2 separate regions of the Homo sapiens genome follow, and region 2 is linked to region 1. The links are chromatin loops, found by intact Hi-C in ENCODE. Cell type or tissue: natural killer cell. All regions are shown on one strand. Each heading gives the region's core, and the rest is flanking DNA. Links, peaks and the distances in the headings are about the cores only.

Evidence for each region. Peaks named below come from ENCODE experiments on the same cell type or tissue, not always from the same donor. Only the 100,000 strongest peaks of a DNase experiment are listed, where the experiment ranks them.
Region 2: it touches region 1 in a loop (4-fold over the local background); 6 of 110 quality-filtered maps call a loop at or near these places.

The regions. Positions count from the first base shown.
Region 1 is chr18:637,376-645,714 of GRCh38, reverse strand. CLUL1 (clusterin like 1) reads right to left here. Exons shown (of 10, transcript NM_001393344.1): 8 at 4,174-4,388; 9 at 618-805. It overlaps LOC105371952 (a long non-coding RNA gene), which reads left to right and starts at 801. Exons shown (of 7, transcript XR_935082.4): 1 at 801-3,806; 2 at 4,008-4,440. RefSeq lists an enhancer at 3,361-4,560. In natural killer cell, for the core only: no CTCF peak of the experiment used is centred there; no DNase peak of the experiment used is centred there; H3K27me3 peaks cover 242 bases.
Region 2 is chr18:835,157-843,495 of GRCh38, reverse strand. No RefSeq gene overlaps it. Among named protein-coding and RNA genes, the nearest start is that of YES1, 27 kb to the right of the region's middle. In natural killer cell, for the core only: CTCF peaks have their summits at 3,773 and 3,973 (motif pointing right); a DNase peak (open chromatin) is centred at 3,995.

The DNA of each region.
Region 1 (8,339 bases), core at 39-8,038:
TCACGCCATTCTCCTGCCTCAGCCTCCCGAGTAGCTGGGACTACAGGCGCCCGCCACCACGCCCGGCTAATTTTTTTTATTTTAGTAGAGACGCAGTTTCTCCGTGTTATCCAGGATGGTCTCAATCTCCTGACCTCGTGATCCGCCCGCCTCAGCCTCCCAAAGTGCTGGGATTACAGGCATGAGCCACTGCGCCCGGCCAACATTTTAATATTTTAAATAATGCTGCAAATCTAGATCTTGGAGGGAGAACTTTTCATCAAATTTAGATTTATTCCTTAGGATTGATTTCGGAAGTGGAATTATTATATCAAAAGGAAATTTTATGGCTCTTCATATGCATAATCAAATAGCTTTCAAAAATGCAAAACCAATTATGTTCCCACCAATACATGATATATGAGAATTCCCATTTCATCACATTCCTATCAGGATTTCCTGGGTTTTTTTTTAATTTGCAAATCTGATAGGCAGAAAATGCCATCTTGTTTGTTTTCATGTCTTTATTAATGAGGTTAAACATGTTTTCCAGGTATTTGGAAACAAGTTTTGTTTTTCCCTTTTGAGAATTAACTATTCCTGTCAACAAGGCATTCCTAACCAGGCACTCTGCTTACCAGGTTTTAAAATGTTCCTTAAAATGCTGTAGAGCTTTTGCCACTACGTAGCCAATGAAGTTAGAACTCTCAGCACTTTCTTCAAGAGGGATCTTGAGTGTGAAATTAGAGGAAGGCAGAATGCTTAAGTCTGTCATCATTGTTTCATCTTGTTTGGAAATATTTCCTTCATGAATCCTTGGAACTACCTACAGAAGAAGGATTATACAGTAGAAGTTTACTAAATCCCAATACACATTCAATAGTAATTTAATACCACCTTAGTCAGGATAGGCTGGGTTGTGCTGAGGTAACAGATTAGTCCTGGCATTCCTAGGGCTTCATGCAACAAAGATTTATTTCTTGTTCATGTTATGTGTCCATTACAAGGGCTCCACACCAGTAAACACTGAGAAGCCTGGTAGGCAAAGGCACATTATCTCATAGCTGTAGCACATGATTTCAGGACTTTCTTTGTGCCCTCAGCAGAAAAAGAGAATAGATGAGCACACATAGGCTCTTCACTGTCTCAATCTACAAAGAACCCTTTTCAGTTTTGCTCACGCTTCACTGGCCAGAACTTGCCACATGGCAACGTTTAACCACAAGGGGAGCTGGAAAATATGAGAGAGGAGGTGGGATGTTTGCTGAGTATTACTGTCTGTGCCACAAACTTTATTGCATTGCACCAAGTTTTGTACTGAGTTTTCCTAGAAATTTACAATTTATGGTTGTAGGTGTGATTTTGGCAAGAATCAATGCAAAATTTATGTTACTCTTAATGAATAACATGTATGTTACTCTCTTAATGAATTCTCAAATGCACAGACTTTGATTTGAATCATTTAAATGGAACTGAACTGATACGCAACTTGATGTAACCTTAAGAGAATGATTTAAAAATTTTTCCCTTCTCTTTCTGTGAGTATAACATACATAAAAACTGCATAAAGTATTTATGTTTGGTTTAAATAATTGTAAAGTCAACACCCATGTAACTATTATACAACCAGGGACCACAACCGTTTTCACTTGCTGGAATTTGTATATTTCTTTCATAAGGCTTCTCTTCAGCACTTGCTATTTTATGGGTTTGTACTTTTCTTTACATGGTGAAATAGGAGCTGTTTTGAGAAAAGTAACTTCACAGGCAGTTTAGCAAAGTGGTTACGTTCACTGATTCTAGAGAAATACTGCTTGAGTTTGAATTCTAGTTCTACCATTTACTAGCTGTGTGAGCTCAGACAAGTTGCTTAACCTCCTCTGTGCCTCATTTGAAAAACTGGGGAAAGAATTCTACTTCCTTTATAGGGTCATTGAGGGTATTAAATGATCTGATATATGGAAAAAGTTCTTAGAACATTGCCTGACACCCAGTAAATGCTCTTAAGTGGTAATAATTGTTATAAAAATGTATAATTGAAAACCATAATTTTATTTTATGTGGAGGTTTTTATATAGAAGTGCCTTTGTTATCAGCATAAAGAATTTTAGATAAATCTGTTATGTTACTCAAGAGACACTAGAATGGAAGTAAATCAAAGCACAGAATAGAAAATACTGACAATGGTAAAAACAACTAAATATTGACTGTAGATTTCTAAAGGTTGAAAGCACTGCTAAAATTTTTCTTCAAGTTTTATTCTTCAATACAAGACTTTTTCCTCGTTAAACTAAAAGTCTATATATGCGAGGATGATCAAATATATTGAATTATTTTACCTTCCTCAAGTGTAATCTAATAGAGTTATAGAATCAGAGAGCTGGCAGGGATTGGAACAGTGGCTTTCAAAACCCTTTGACTGTGGTCTGCAGTAATGAATACACTTGACATCATGATTCAAAACACACACGTATGTCTACATATGTGTATATATGTTTACACACATATACACATACAAAATGGAAATGAAATTCCATGATGTGCATATGACTTATGAAATGCAATGCATGCTAATATTTTCTACTTTGTCCTATTCTATTTTTTGTATGGTTTTTAATTTTGTTTTTTAATGAGCTTGCTGTGACTTTCTAAACTTATTTCTCAAATCAGGCATGATCCACAGCTTTGTAGTTTGAAAAAAGAGGGAAATGCTGGATTATAGAATGCCATAAGTCTAATTTCCTAGAAGCAGTGCCTGAGATTCTGACAGAAGTGGTTTATAAAGAATGCTCTCAGGTGCAACTTTTAAGGGGATGAGGAAAGCAAACTAGAGAAGTGAAAGAAGCTAAGCAAGGATATGGCTTCAGATGACTGTTAGCCTCAGCCTGATCCTGCAGGAAGCTCTGGGGCATAAGTGCTCCAAGGGCAATCTTTGGGAGAAAGTTTCAGAGATAAGCAGTTAGCAGCAGCACCAGCACCAGTGGGAGCTGGTAAAAGGGATCCCCAGGGATCTGGATAGGGCACCAACATAACCTAACATACTACACACAGAATATTGCATCTTCAATTGCTCTGCCCAGTAATTTTTGTATCCAAGTCTTTTTGGGAACCCCTCAAAACCAGCCTCATCAGGAATCACTAGCCTGGCGCATTTGTAGATTAAGGTAATGTGTGTGTGTTGGAGGGGGGATGTCTTAGGAAGAAAAGTCACTTGCATGTTATGCAAAAAGTTATTGACTGAATCTGGGAGTCATGGTATAGGTGGAATTTAAGATGGCAATATGTTTTTATTTTTGTTTTTTTTGAGACAGAGTCTCCTTCTGTCGCCCAGGCTGGAGTGCAGTGGCACGATCTCAGCTCACTGCAACCTCTGCCTTCCGGGTTCAAGTGATTCTCCTGCCTCAGCCTCCTGAGTAGCTGGGATTACAAGTGTGTGCCATCACACTTGGCTAATTTTTTATGTTTTTGGTAGAGACGGGGTTTCGCCACATTAGCCAGGCTGGTCTCAAACTCCTGACCTCAAGTGATCCACCCACCTCAGCCTCCCAAAGTGCTGGGATTACAGGCATAAGCCACTGCGCCCAGCTGGCAATGTATTTTTATGTGACGAGTAACATATAAATGTTTAATTCTCAAGATAACTCAGTGGCTTTATTGTGTCAGCAACTAATAAGAGCTATAATTTACAGAGCTCTTGTTTTGTATAAGAAATCTATACTAATCACTTTATAGGTGTACACGTTAAGATAGCTATGATTGTTACCATTTTACAGGTGGAACACTGAGGCCTAGAATGGTTGAGGTACTTTCCCAAGCTTACTCAGCTGGTAAGTTTCAGAGTCAAATTTTGAACTCAAATTGCTTTATTTGTAAGTCTTCTCTCCTAAAACCTACATTGGCCATATTTCTTCAAGGTTACCTCTATCAGTTATAGCCCTATAACTCTAAGCAGAAATAGCCATTTCTAGATTAGAAAGTATTTTGTGTTTTAAATTGATTTTCTTTATGGACTTTCTTGTTTTCTAAAGACCATGAACTACGTTAAATCAAGTCAGCCTGAAGGCAATCACAATGGAAATATGAATACCTCCTACAGCTTGTTTTCAAATTCAGACACAATTCATAAGTAAATTAACAGTGAAATCAAGGTATGCACGTGTCATTTCCGTATCTGCTCTTGGGTCTCTCCTTTACCTGTATTGAATTAAAGATGATCTCTGTTTCTGGGGCCTGGTTTGCCAGTTCAGACACCCAGCCAAATTGCCCTCTCATCTTCTCCACCAGATAGGCGGTGTCCTCCAAGTGCTTCCGGGTCATCTGGAGAATCTGGCCATACTGCTGATTGGATACATTGACCAACCTGATCGCCTCGTCTAATTCTGTGTGCAGAGCAGGTACATCAGGACAGTCTAGCAGAGAAGAAAGTAATGTGGAGAAGGAAAAAGTCCATGAAACTTGGAGGTGGGCAACATGGGCTTAAGTCCCAGCCCTTACATTCTCTATTTTCCCCTTTTGCCTGTGGTAGTTTTTAGTTATGCCTGTTGTTCTGGAGTAATTATTAATATCGTCTACATCTGTGTCAAACCAGATCCAGTTTAACTGTTAATTATATGGTTTTATGTAACAGAAACTGGGCTGGAGACAGAACTTTTGTTATAAATTCCACATGCCTACCACCTATATTAAGAAAAAATTTGCCAAAACAGATGAAGTCCCTACTATGCCCCTTCTACATCACATCCCATTTATCCCTTAAAAAGGACACTACTATTTGATTTTGGATGTATATGTCCAGTACCAGTAATTAGTATGGGAAAAGAGGAAAAGAACCACATATAGTGAAGCCGCTTTAAATTAAGACCAAAAGTGTATAGTAAATAGTGAAAAAAAAAAGATTTGTGATGTTTTGGAAAATATTTTATATTTATCAGTAATGAAATTATAATTATAGTTGTGTGCTTAGTATTAGAACAAAGTAAATCAAAGCTGATTGAAGAGACAAAATTATTATTTGATTAAAGGTATGAGATTTGTTTATAATAGCAAAACCTTGAAAGCAAATGTACTTCAGCTAGGGAATGAATAAATTGTGATATGCCTACATAGACCAACATACAACAGTGAATTAATGAACTAGAGCAGCATGCATTCACATGGCTAACCCTTGCAAACTACACTGAGTGAAAAGCCATATTGCAAAAGAATACATAAGTGATAATATTTATATTGTTAAAAAAGAAAAATTATCCAGAACTTGGAAATAAGGCAAAAAAAAAATGGCTGCATTTCCTTTTGTTTCTTTTTCTTTTTTCTTTTCTTTTTTTTCAAGACAGGTTCTCGCTCTGTTACCCAGGCTGGAGTGCAATGGCATGATCATAGCTCACTACAGCCTCGAACTCCTGGGCTCAAGTGGTATTTCCACCTTAGCCTCCTGAGTAGCTAGGACTACAGGCTCACACCACCATGCCCGGCTAATTTTTAATTTTTTTGTAGAGGCGGGTCTCACTATGCTGCCCAGGCTTGCGTGTCCTCTCAATGTCATACTAAATTATTGTCTAAGGGGTCCACCCAAAGATCACTTCAAGGTCTAGGGAAGAGATCCTTTGTTGGCTTTACTATTTACTGTTGATTAGGGCCAGACTCCATGAAATTACCCATAGATTATGGATTGAAAAGTGGCAAATGTTTGTCTAGTAGAGATGTAAATTATTTTGGTCTGATAGAAAAGATAATGGCAAGATTTACAGTTTAGTTGCCCTTTCGAATATTAACTAACATATCTAATTTCATAACCTTTCAGCATTCTGTCTCTGCTTGACTGTAAGCACTCCAGTCTCTCTTATACTTCTTTGACCCAGCTCTAACACCCTGCTGGTTCCTTCATTAATAAGTTACATAGTCAAATTAACATTTGACATGTGCCCATTTCTTTTTTCTTTTTCTTTTCTTTGTTTTTTTTGTTTGTTTGTTTGAGACAGAGTATCACTCTGTTACCCAGGCAGGAGTGCAGTGACACAATCTTGGCTCACTGCAACCTCTGCTTCCTGGGATCAAGTGATACTTGTGCCTCAGCCTCCCGAGTAGCTGGGACTACAGGCGCATGCCACCATGCCTGGCTAATTTTTGTAGTTTTAGTAGAGACGGGGTTTCACCATGCTGACCAGGCTGGTCTCGAACTCCTGGCCTTAAGTGATTGCCCGCCTTGGCCTCCCAAAGTGCTGGGATTACAGGCATGAGCCACCGCACCCAGCCAGACATGTGCCCGTTTCATGTTTGTATGAAGCTTTTTTTTTTTTTTTTTTTTTGAGATGGAGTCTCGCTCTGTCACCCAGGCTGGAGTGCAATGGTGCGATCTCGGCTCACTGCAACCTCTGCCTCCTGGGTTCAAACAATTCTCCTGCCTCAGCCTCCTGAGTAGCTGGGATTACAGGCACGCGCCACCATGACCAGCTAATATTTTTTTTTGTATTTTTAATAGAGATGGGGTTTCACCATGTTGGTCAGGCTGGTCTCGAACTCCTGACCTCGTGATCCGCCTGCCTTGGCCTCCCAAAATGCTGGGATTACAGGCATGAGCCACCACACCCGGCTGTATGAAGCATGTTTTTAAGTTTAAAAATTCTACATTGACAATGCAAAAATCGAAATGTAAAACATTGCTATGTATGATATCGGCATTTGTATATATTATATGTATATAGGCACATGATATGAGTAGGAAGAAATGCAAGGAAATAATTAATACTAAATTCAAAATAGCACTTTCCTTTTGAGGAGATAAAGTGAATGTGATGTGGATGGGAACACAGTGGGGCTTTATCTGTTTTGGTAATGTTCTATTTCTCAATCTAGGTGACTGAGAATTTTTTTTTTTTCCTGAGACAAAGTCTCGCTCTGTCACCTAGGCTGGAGTGCAGTTGCTTGATCTTGACCCACTGCAACCTCCGGCTTCTGGTTTCAAGCGATTCTCCTGCCTCAGCCTCCGGAGTAGCTGAGACTACAGGTGCGTACCACCACACCTGGCTAATTTTTATATTTTTAGTAGAGACGGGGTTTCACCATGTTGGCCAGGCTGGTCTCAAACTCCTAACCTCAAGTGATTCACCTGCCTCAGCCTCCCAAAGACCTGGAATTACAGGGATGAGCCACCATGGCTGGCCTATTACATCATTCTTTATATATTTATAATAAAAAGCAATTTATAATAACAGTTTTAAGCAGCATGGGAGCACATTAGGACATTCTTTACATTTTACCTTTGCAACACTAAACTTTCATTGAATTTGTACTGTATTATCTGATGTATACTGTGTCCATTATCTGGTGCATATTGATTATCAGGTGCATTTTAATGTATTATCTGATTTATTCTGTATTATCTTGTGACATTCAAGGATTATTAATAAACTATTTTAGCTGGGTAGAAAGAAATAGATGTTAATGATACATAGATGGGATGCTTGAGCAGGACTATTTTTGTAAGAGGTCAGTATATTAAGTGTCTATTTTTCTGTTATAAAAACCTATGCTTCTGTATATAACCTTGCAACTGTGACTTAAAAAACAAATATTTGAATAATGAGAATCATTGATATTTCAGACATTTTATTTAAACTTCTAAAGATGTGTACGAAGCAGATATATTATTTCCTCTTCCAAATGATAAAACAGGCTGAGAGAGTCCTCGAGTCAGCAGTTCAGGAGAGAGAGCACTCCTTTTTTATTTTTTTAAATTTTATTTATCTGTTTATTATTATTATTATTTTTTCAAGACAGAGTCTCGCTCTGAGGCCCAGGCTGGAGGCTTGATCTCAGCTCACTGCAACCTCTGCCTCCCAGGTTCAAGCAATTCTCTTGCCTCAGCCTCCTGAGTAGCTGGGATTACAGGTTCATACCACCATATCTGGCTAATTTTTGTATTTTTAGTAGAACGGGGTTTCGCCATGTTGGCCAGGCTGGTCTCAAACTCCTGACCGCAGGTGATCCGCCCGCCTCGGCCTTCCAGAGTGCTGGGATTACAGCCATGAGCAACTGCACCTGGCCAGGAGAAAGAGCACTCTCAACTGCTCTAGGTAACCCCGCGAAAAGGTCCAGTTTGTAATCAGAGCTACCTGGAGCAACGCTTTCCAAACGCTTTTCTGCCCAACAAGACATTCTAGATGTCAAAATTGTCTAATATACATTCTAAGGTGGGGTAGAGGTGTCCATGGCAGAAAATTTGCACAAGAGGGATGTGGAGAAGTAAACAAGTCCATTTGTATAATGGACTCTGCTTTCAAAAGAAGGGGGAGAAAAGACCAACTACTGAGGTCGGGAGAGGCTGACAGAGAATGAAGTGGAAGAGAGAGAGAAAGAACAAT
Region 2 (8,339 bases), core at 128-8,127, 200 kb before region 1:
ATAGCAACCAAGGTGGTGTGAAATGAGGCGGTAGATATAGGTTGGAGGTAGGTCCTGACCACAGAAAGAATTTCAGTTTTACCCTACATGCAATTGGAAAATTTTTAAATGTTAGAACTGCTTGGTTATTTTCCTTTTTTTTTTTTTTTTTTTTTTTTTTTTTGAGATGCAGTTTCGTTCTTGTTGCCCAGGCTGGAGTACAGTGACTGGTACATATTAGGCTTTCATAAAATATTTAGTGAATTAACGAAAGGGAGTAACGTAGCTGCAGGACAGATTTTTTTGTTTTGTTGTTGTTGTTGTTTTTGAGACGGAGACTCCACCTGTCGCCACGCTGGAGTGCAGTGGCGCCATCTCAGCTCACTGCAACTTCCAACTCCCTGTTTCAAGTGATTCTCCTGCCTCAGTCTCCTGAGTAGCTGGGATTACAGGCACGTACCACCACGCCAGGCTAATTTTTGTATTTTTAGTAGAGACAGGGTTTCACCATGTTGGCCAGGATGGTCTCCATCTCTTGACCTTGTGATCCACCTGCCTCAGCCTCCCAAAGTACTGGAATTACAGATTTGAGCCACTGCTCCCAGCCAGGATAGAAAATAACCAAGCAGGCTGGGCGCAGTGGCTCATGCCTGTAATCCCAGAACTTTGGGAGGCCGAGGCGGGCAGATCACCTGAGGTCGGGAATTCGAGACTAGCTTGACCAACATGGAGAAACCTCGTTTCTACTAAAAATACAAAATTAGCCAGGCGTGGTGGCACATGCCTGTAATCCCAGCTACTGGGAGACTGAGGCAGGAGAATCGCTTGAACCAGGGAGTCGGAGGTTGCAGTGAGCCGAGATTGTGCCATTGCACTCCAGCCTGGGCAACAAGAGGGAAACTCCATCTCAAAAAAAAAAAAAAAAATACTGTCCTGCAGCTACATCACCCCCTTTTATTCATTTGCTAAATATTTTATGAAAGCCTAATATGTACCAGTCACTGTTATAGACTATGAAAATAAACTGCTGGATAAGACACACAGGGCCACATCCACTGCTACCCTGGATGGTGTCTTTGTACAATTTTTTTAAAGATAGCCCTTCTGGTCAGAAAGTGGAGGCAGACTAGATTTGAGCCCACACACCCACCTCAGCTAGGTGTCCTTGCACAGTGCACAACCTGTACAAATATTTATATGTGCCTGAACAAATGACGACTTCAAGGGACATATGTTTTGATGGGAGCAGATAGACAACAACCAAGCAAAATCCAAGATAATTATAAAGGATGATGTGATCAGGAAAAACTACAGGGGAAACACTTTCATAGATAGGATGGTCCGTAAAGTTTCTCTAAGGAGATGGCAATTCAGCTGAGACAAGAAGTCCAAGAAGAAGCCAGCTGTGAAATAAGCAGTGAAAAGTATATGCTGGTAAATGAGAAGAGCCCGGGCAACGGCCTTGGAGCAGGAATGAGTTTGACATCTTTGAGAAACAGAAAGGAGGTTGGGTGTGGCTGTGTAGCAGGACGAGTCGCAGACAAAACTCCTCAGGCACCGGATTAAAGAAGGAAGAGGTTTTTACTTGGCCAGGAGCGTTGGCAGACTCGTGTCTTAAGAGCCGAGCTCCCCGAAAAAGAAATTCCTAGCCCTTTTAAGGGCTTACAACTCTAAGGGGTCCACGTGAAAGGGTCATAATAGATCAAGTAAGCGTGAGGAACGTGACTGGGGGTTACATGCATCAGCTAACAGAACAAAAAGTTTTACAGTTTTACAGTGCTTTCTCATACAGCGCTTTCTCATACAGTGCTTTCTCATTGTATGCTTTCTCATACAATGTCTGGAATGTATAGATAACACCAGTAGTTTTGGTCAGGGGTTATTATTATTATTATTATTATTATTATTTTAACCACCAGGGCCAGGTGTTGGCGCCAAGGTCGTCTAGCTATTTATCTTACTTCTGTTTCTTTCCAACTGTTTGCTTTCTCCCTTTTCTCCTGTCTTATAAACTAGGGGAAGGGGAGGTGGGGGAGAAGCTGGGAAGGACAACAGGAGAAGTGGTGGTCTCATTCCAGCTGGAGTGCCCTGACCAAGTAGAAGAGCAATATGGGATGAAGCTGGAAGTGGGTAAAATTCCCATGTTATGTGGGCTTTGATAAATTGCATGGCCTATGGGACATGAATTTAGAGATGCTCAGTGGGCATGGGTGTGGAATGACAGTGCACACAGTGACTTCACATGCATCAGCTTAAAAATGTCATTGAATCCCTGGGTGAGAATAATACTCCCTAGGGAAATATGGACTGTGGACAGCACCTTCAGGAAGGTTAAACTTCAAGAGGCATGATAGAGGAGTCAGTATAACATCAGAGAGTAAGAGCTCAACCTCTGAACACCAGTGTCTCTGGGTTTGAATCTGTTACTTTCTGTAGAACATGGACAAGTTATTTAACTTTTCTGAGTCATGGGCTCATCATGTAAAACGGAAATTTAAAGTACTGATGTCAAGAAGCCATTCAGAGGATTACACTATAAAATGTATGCAAACTATTACAGTGCCTGGCACTTAGGAGGGGCTCAGTAAATGGCAAACAAGAACTTACACAAACACACACATACACACTCGCATTTTCAAAAAAAAAACTGAAAAGGGATTTTTAAAGAGGAAGAATAAGAGTCTGGATAATAGTGTCACTGAAGCCAATTGAAGAGAGAGTTAAAAGATGAAGATATGGCTAGGCACAGTGGCCCACACCTGCAAGCCTAGCACTTTGCGAGGCTGAGGCAGGAGAATTGCTTGAGCCCAGGAGGTTGAGACTATGAACCCTGAACTCCTGGGCTCAAGAGATCCTCCTGATTCAGATTCCTGAGTATGTGGGACTACAGGCATGCACTGCCACAGCTGGCTAATTTTTCTTTTTTTTTTCTTTTTTTTTTTGTAGATGTGGGGTCTCCCTATCTTGCCCAGTTCATCTCAGGCTGCTGGGCTCAATGGATCCTCCTGCCTCAGCCTCCCAAAGTACTGGGATTATAGGCATGAGCCACCACACCTAGCCTATAGTTTTTAATCCACAAGTTTCTCATAAAGAAAATAAAATGACCATAAATGTAAAGGAACTGAGCTCTTGCAAGGAGTTTTTGAAGCTACTTCTTTGGAGGGTACATTTTTAGTCTGAAACTTTTCTGGAAAAAAAAAAGTAGGAGTTAAACAAAGGGAGTGGGTATCTGTAGTCCAAAGCCAGAGGCACTGTTATCTCTTTCCTTGAGGGTTCAGGGACTAACACAATGACAGAAAAACTCCCTCCCACTTCCGCTCTATTATCATTTTATATCATTTGTTTTGTGACAGAGCCTGTGTTGCAGACACCTTCTATGCCCATGGATAGGAAATTAACAATCCAAGGCCATTTTCAGAATTTTTTGTTCCAGTAACCCTTCTGAATCATACACCTGGCTCTCCAGTATTACCAATCAGCCATTTTAAAAATTATTTAGAGACAAAAGAGGCTGTCGTGGCTCATTGTAGAGTGACCCTGACTTCATCGCCACTCAACAAGTGCTGGAACATAAACAGCACACACATCAGATCAGTTTTATAACTATTCTGGGAAACACATGAGATAGGCCTGAATATGAAAATGAAGTCATTTTCAAGGTCACTGTTTCAATAAAGGAAAACCTAATTGAAGCAAGCTGATTGTAAGTAAGTTCTGACTAATAGCATGGGCCTTCTCTCTCCAACAGGCTGCATATGCCATAAATTATTCACATATGTGGATGAGTTATTCTGATTTTCATGATGAGATCCTGGCTACTGTGCCATGTTCAGCTCATCCTCAATTTATTCTAACAAAAGAGCTCTCTTACCCTGGTTAGGGCACCCTGTCCCCTGGAGAGATTGTTCTCTAATGTAAATAGAAGCCCATCTAGCAAGCTGCCTGGGTTCTCACGTCCCGCTGAGCCCGCTAACGGCACTGCCAGTTTTGACCACCAGGTGGCGCCCGCAGAGCTCCACAGACGCTGCACAGCTGTGAACTCAACTCCAGCCCTCAGGGAAGGCAGCTCGCAAAGACCTAGGGCAGCCCGCCGATTTCCCAAAAAGAGCACTGAGAACCCAGCAAGGTGAGGGCCTAGCCCAAACTACACTGCTAGTTTGGAGGAGACAGAACTATGCCTCCTGATATGGTTTGGCTGTGTCCTCACCCAAATCTCATCTTGAATTGTAGCTCCCAGAATTCCCACGTGTTGCTGGAGGGACCCGGTGGGAGATAATTGAATCATGGGGTCAGTTTCCCCCATACTGTTCTCGTGGTAGTGAATAAGTCTCACGAGATCTGATGGCTTTAGAAGAGGGTTCCCCCTTCCCTTGACTCTGTCTCTCTGGCCTGCCCGCCATGTAAGACGTGCCTTTCATTGTGAGGCCTCCCCAACCACGTGAAACTGTGAGTCCATTAAACCTCTTTTTCTTTATAAATTACCCAGTCTCAGGTATGTCTTTATCAGCAGCGTGAAAACGGACTGATACACCTCCTCACTGTCAAACCCAAGTTCATCCAGCCAAACCAAAGTGGTTTTCAAACCAGAAGCAAAAAACAAGCAACACCACTTTTTTTAGTCAAATTTTATTGATAAAATATACTTTTGTCACTGCCCCCATCCACCCCACCCACGCCCCCACGTCTCAACAAATGAAAATGGAGTCGCCCTGATTGAAAGAATCATTCCTGAGGCATCGCTGAAGAACCATCAGGTTCCTCAGAAGAGTTTGAAAATGATTGATGAGGCTAGGTGCAGCGGCTCACACCTGTAATCCCAGCACTTTGGGAGGCCCAAGGCGGGTGGACTGCTTGAGGCCAGGAGTTTGAGACCAGCCTGGCCAACATGGCCAGTAGAGAAACCCCATCTCTACTAAAAATACAAAAATTAGCTGGGTGCCTGTAATCCCAGCTACTGGGGAGGCTAAGGCAGGAGAATTACTTGAACCTGGGAGGCAGAGGTTGCAGTGAGCCAAGGTCCCACCACTGCACTCCAGCCTGGGCAACAGAGGGAGATTCTGTATCAAAAAAAAATAAAAAATAAAAATAAGAAAGAAGAAGAAAATGATTGATGGAGTGGAATAAACTCTGAGCCGGGAGCCCTCAAACATGCTTGTCGTATTGATATTCTCTCTGTGGTCATAATTCTCTTCCCTGTTGCATTTCCACCTCCTCCACAGCCTCTAAATCTCCCCTGGACTCTGCCAGGGCTCAGACACCTGATGTCCCCCTGACCTCTGAGTTTACGAACCCCAACCTGGATCACAGTTGAACCATGTGGCCACAGTCATGGGAGCACTGGAGATTCTCCAGCCCCTGGCCCTTCTGCCCCACCTCCCTGGCTAATGCCTTACCTTGGCTTCTTCCTGCTGCTGAGTTCTGCCAAAAAAAATAAAATAGTCACTAGTTGGTTCTGTTACAAAATTAATGGTTTCCAGCTTTAGCTGGGCCACTGACACTATGAACACCGCTTTGCAGCTCTAGTGGGTTTCTTTTTCCATGCCTCACAGAGATGACCTGGCCATCCAACCCATTCCTTGCTTCTATCACTGTTAACACAAAACTGAGTCCTCACTGCATGCCAGATATTATTCCAAAAACATCATAGGTACTAACTCCTTTAACCTTCGCAACAGTCCTACAGGGCAGAAAAAAATCCCCATTTTACAAATGAGAATCAGAAGAACAGAGATCAAAGGACTGAGAATGTGAGCCTAGGTCATCTGGCTGTAAAACCTATGTTCTTGGTCACCAGTGCCATGTGGCCTCTGGTGACTGTGCCTGAAGTGCCACTTAGAAAATAGAAGCTCTCTAGTTCTAGATCCCTGAGGAATCGCCACACTGACTTCCACAATGGTTGAACTAGTTTACAGTCCCACCAACAGTGTAAAAGTGTTCCAGCCATCCCATTACTGGGTATATACCCAAAGGACTATAAATCATGCTGTTATAAAGACACATGCACACGTATGTTTATTGCGGCACTATTCACAATAGCAAAGACTTGGAACCAACCCAAATGTCCAACAATGATAGACTGGATTAAGAAAATGTGGCACTGGCCGGGCGCGGTGGCTCACGCCTGTAATCCCAGCACTTTGGGAGGCCGAGGCGGGTGGATCATGAGGTCAGGAGATCGAGACCATCCTGGCTAACAAGGTGAAACCCCGTCTCTACTAAAAATACAAAAAATTAGCCGGGCGCGGTGGCGGGCGCCTGTAGTCCCAGCTACTCGGGAGGCTGAGGCAGGAGAATGGCGTGAACCCGGGAAGCGGAGCTTGCAGTGAGCCGAGATTGCGCCACTGCAGTCCGCAGTCCGGCCTGGGCGACAGAGCGAGACTCCGTCTCAAAAAAAAAAAAAAGAAAATGTGGCACATATACACCGTGGAATACTATGCAGCCATAAAAAATGATGAGTTCATGTCCTTTGTAGGGACGTGGATGAAATTGGAAACCATCATTCTCAGTAAACTATCGCAAGAACAAAAAACCAAACACCGCATATTCTCACTCATAGGTGGGAATTGAATAATGAGATCACATGGACACAGGAAGGGGAATATCACACTCTGGGGACTGTGGTGGGGTCGGGGGAGGGGGGAGGGATAGCATTGGGAGATATACCTAATGCTAGATGACACGTTAGTGGGTGCAGCGCACCAGCATGGCACATGTATACATATGTAACTAACCTGCACAATGTGCACATGTACCCTAAAACTTAGAGTACAATAAAAAAAAAAAAGAAAATAGAAGCTCTCTTGGCCCGGCTCAGTGGCTCACGCCTGTAATCCCAGCATTTTGGGAGGCCGAGGCAGGTGAATAACCCGAGGTCAGGAGTTGGCCAGCGCAGCCAATATGGTGAAACCCCATCTCCACTAAAAATACAAAAAATAGCTGAGCACGGTGACACCCACCTGTAATCCCAGCTACTTGGGAGGCTGAGGCAGGAGAATCGCTTGAACCTGGGAGGCGGATGTTGCAGAGAGTGGAGACCACACCATTGCACTCCAACCTGGGCGACAAGAGCAAAACTTCGTCTCAAAAAAAAAAAAGAAAGAAAATGAAAATAGAAGCTCTCAGGCATCAAGTCCCTCTATTTCCATCCCTTCTACCTAATTATTTAACCGTATCTCCATCCATCCTTTAAACCTTCCCATTCTACCTGTAATTTTGCTTCCAATTTCTCCAGAGTTCAGAGAACTTTCTCACCAATGATTCTTCCCTCATTCTTCTACTAAAACTGCTCCTATTAAAGGTTCTGATGAAACCTTGTTTGCCAGACCCAGTGGCTGTCCCTAGTCCTCGTCCTTTCAAACCTCAGAGGTGCTTTGTCACTGCTATATCCCTCTGCCGCAGCCTTTCCTCTTGCAGCTCATGTCATGCTATTCCCCTCCCATCTTCTACTTCTACAACAGGCATTCTCACTTGCTCTTTCTAAATGCAGGTGTTTGACGCCTTCCTCATACCATGTAGGTCAGAATCGCTAGCTGCATAGCCCAGGCATTAGCAGGTTTTCAAAGCTCCAAAAGTGAATTTTTTTTTTTTTTTGAGACAGAGTCTTGCTCTATCACCCAGGCTGGAGTGCAGTGCCACAATCTTGGCTCACTGCAACCTCTGCTTCAAGTGATTCTCCTGCCCCAGCCTCTCGAGTAGCTGGGATTACAGGTGTGTGCCATGATGCCTGGTTAATTTTTGTATTTTTAGCAGAGACAGGTTTCACCATATTGGCCAGGCTGATCTCAAACTCCTGAGCTCAAGCGATCTGCCCACCTCGGCCTCCCAAAGTGCTACAATTACAGGTGTAAGCCACTGTGCCCGACCTCAGATCAATGGTTCTTTTTTTTTTTTTTTTAAATACTTTAAGTTTTAGGGTACATGTGCACAATATGCAGGTTAGTTACATATGTATACATGTGACATGCTGGTGCACTGCACCCACTAACTCGTCCTCTAGCATTAGGTATATCTCCCAATGCTATCCCTCCCCCCTCCCCCCACCCCAGATCAATGGTTCTTAACCCTGACTGAGCAGCAAAATCACTTGTGGAGGCCGGGTATGGTGGCTCATGCCTGTAATCCCAGCACTTTGGGAGGCCAAGGCAGGCAGATCGCTTGAGCTCAGGAGTTCGGGGCCAGCCTGGGTAACATGACGCAACCCCATCTCTGCAAAACTTAGCCAGTGCGGTGGCGCGTGGCTGTAGTCTCAGCTACTCAGAAAGCTGAGGTGGAAGGATCACTTGAGCCGGGAAGCAGAGGTTGCAGTGAGCCAAGATTGCACCACTGGACTTCTGCCTGGGCAATAGAATCAGACCTTGACT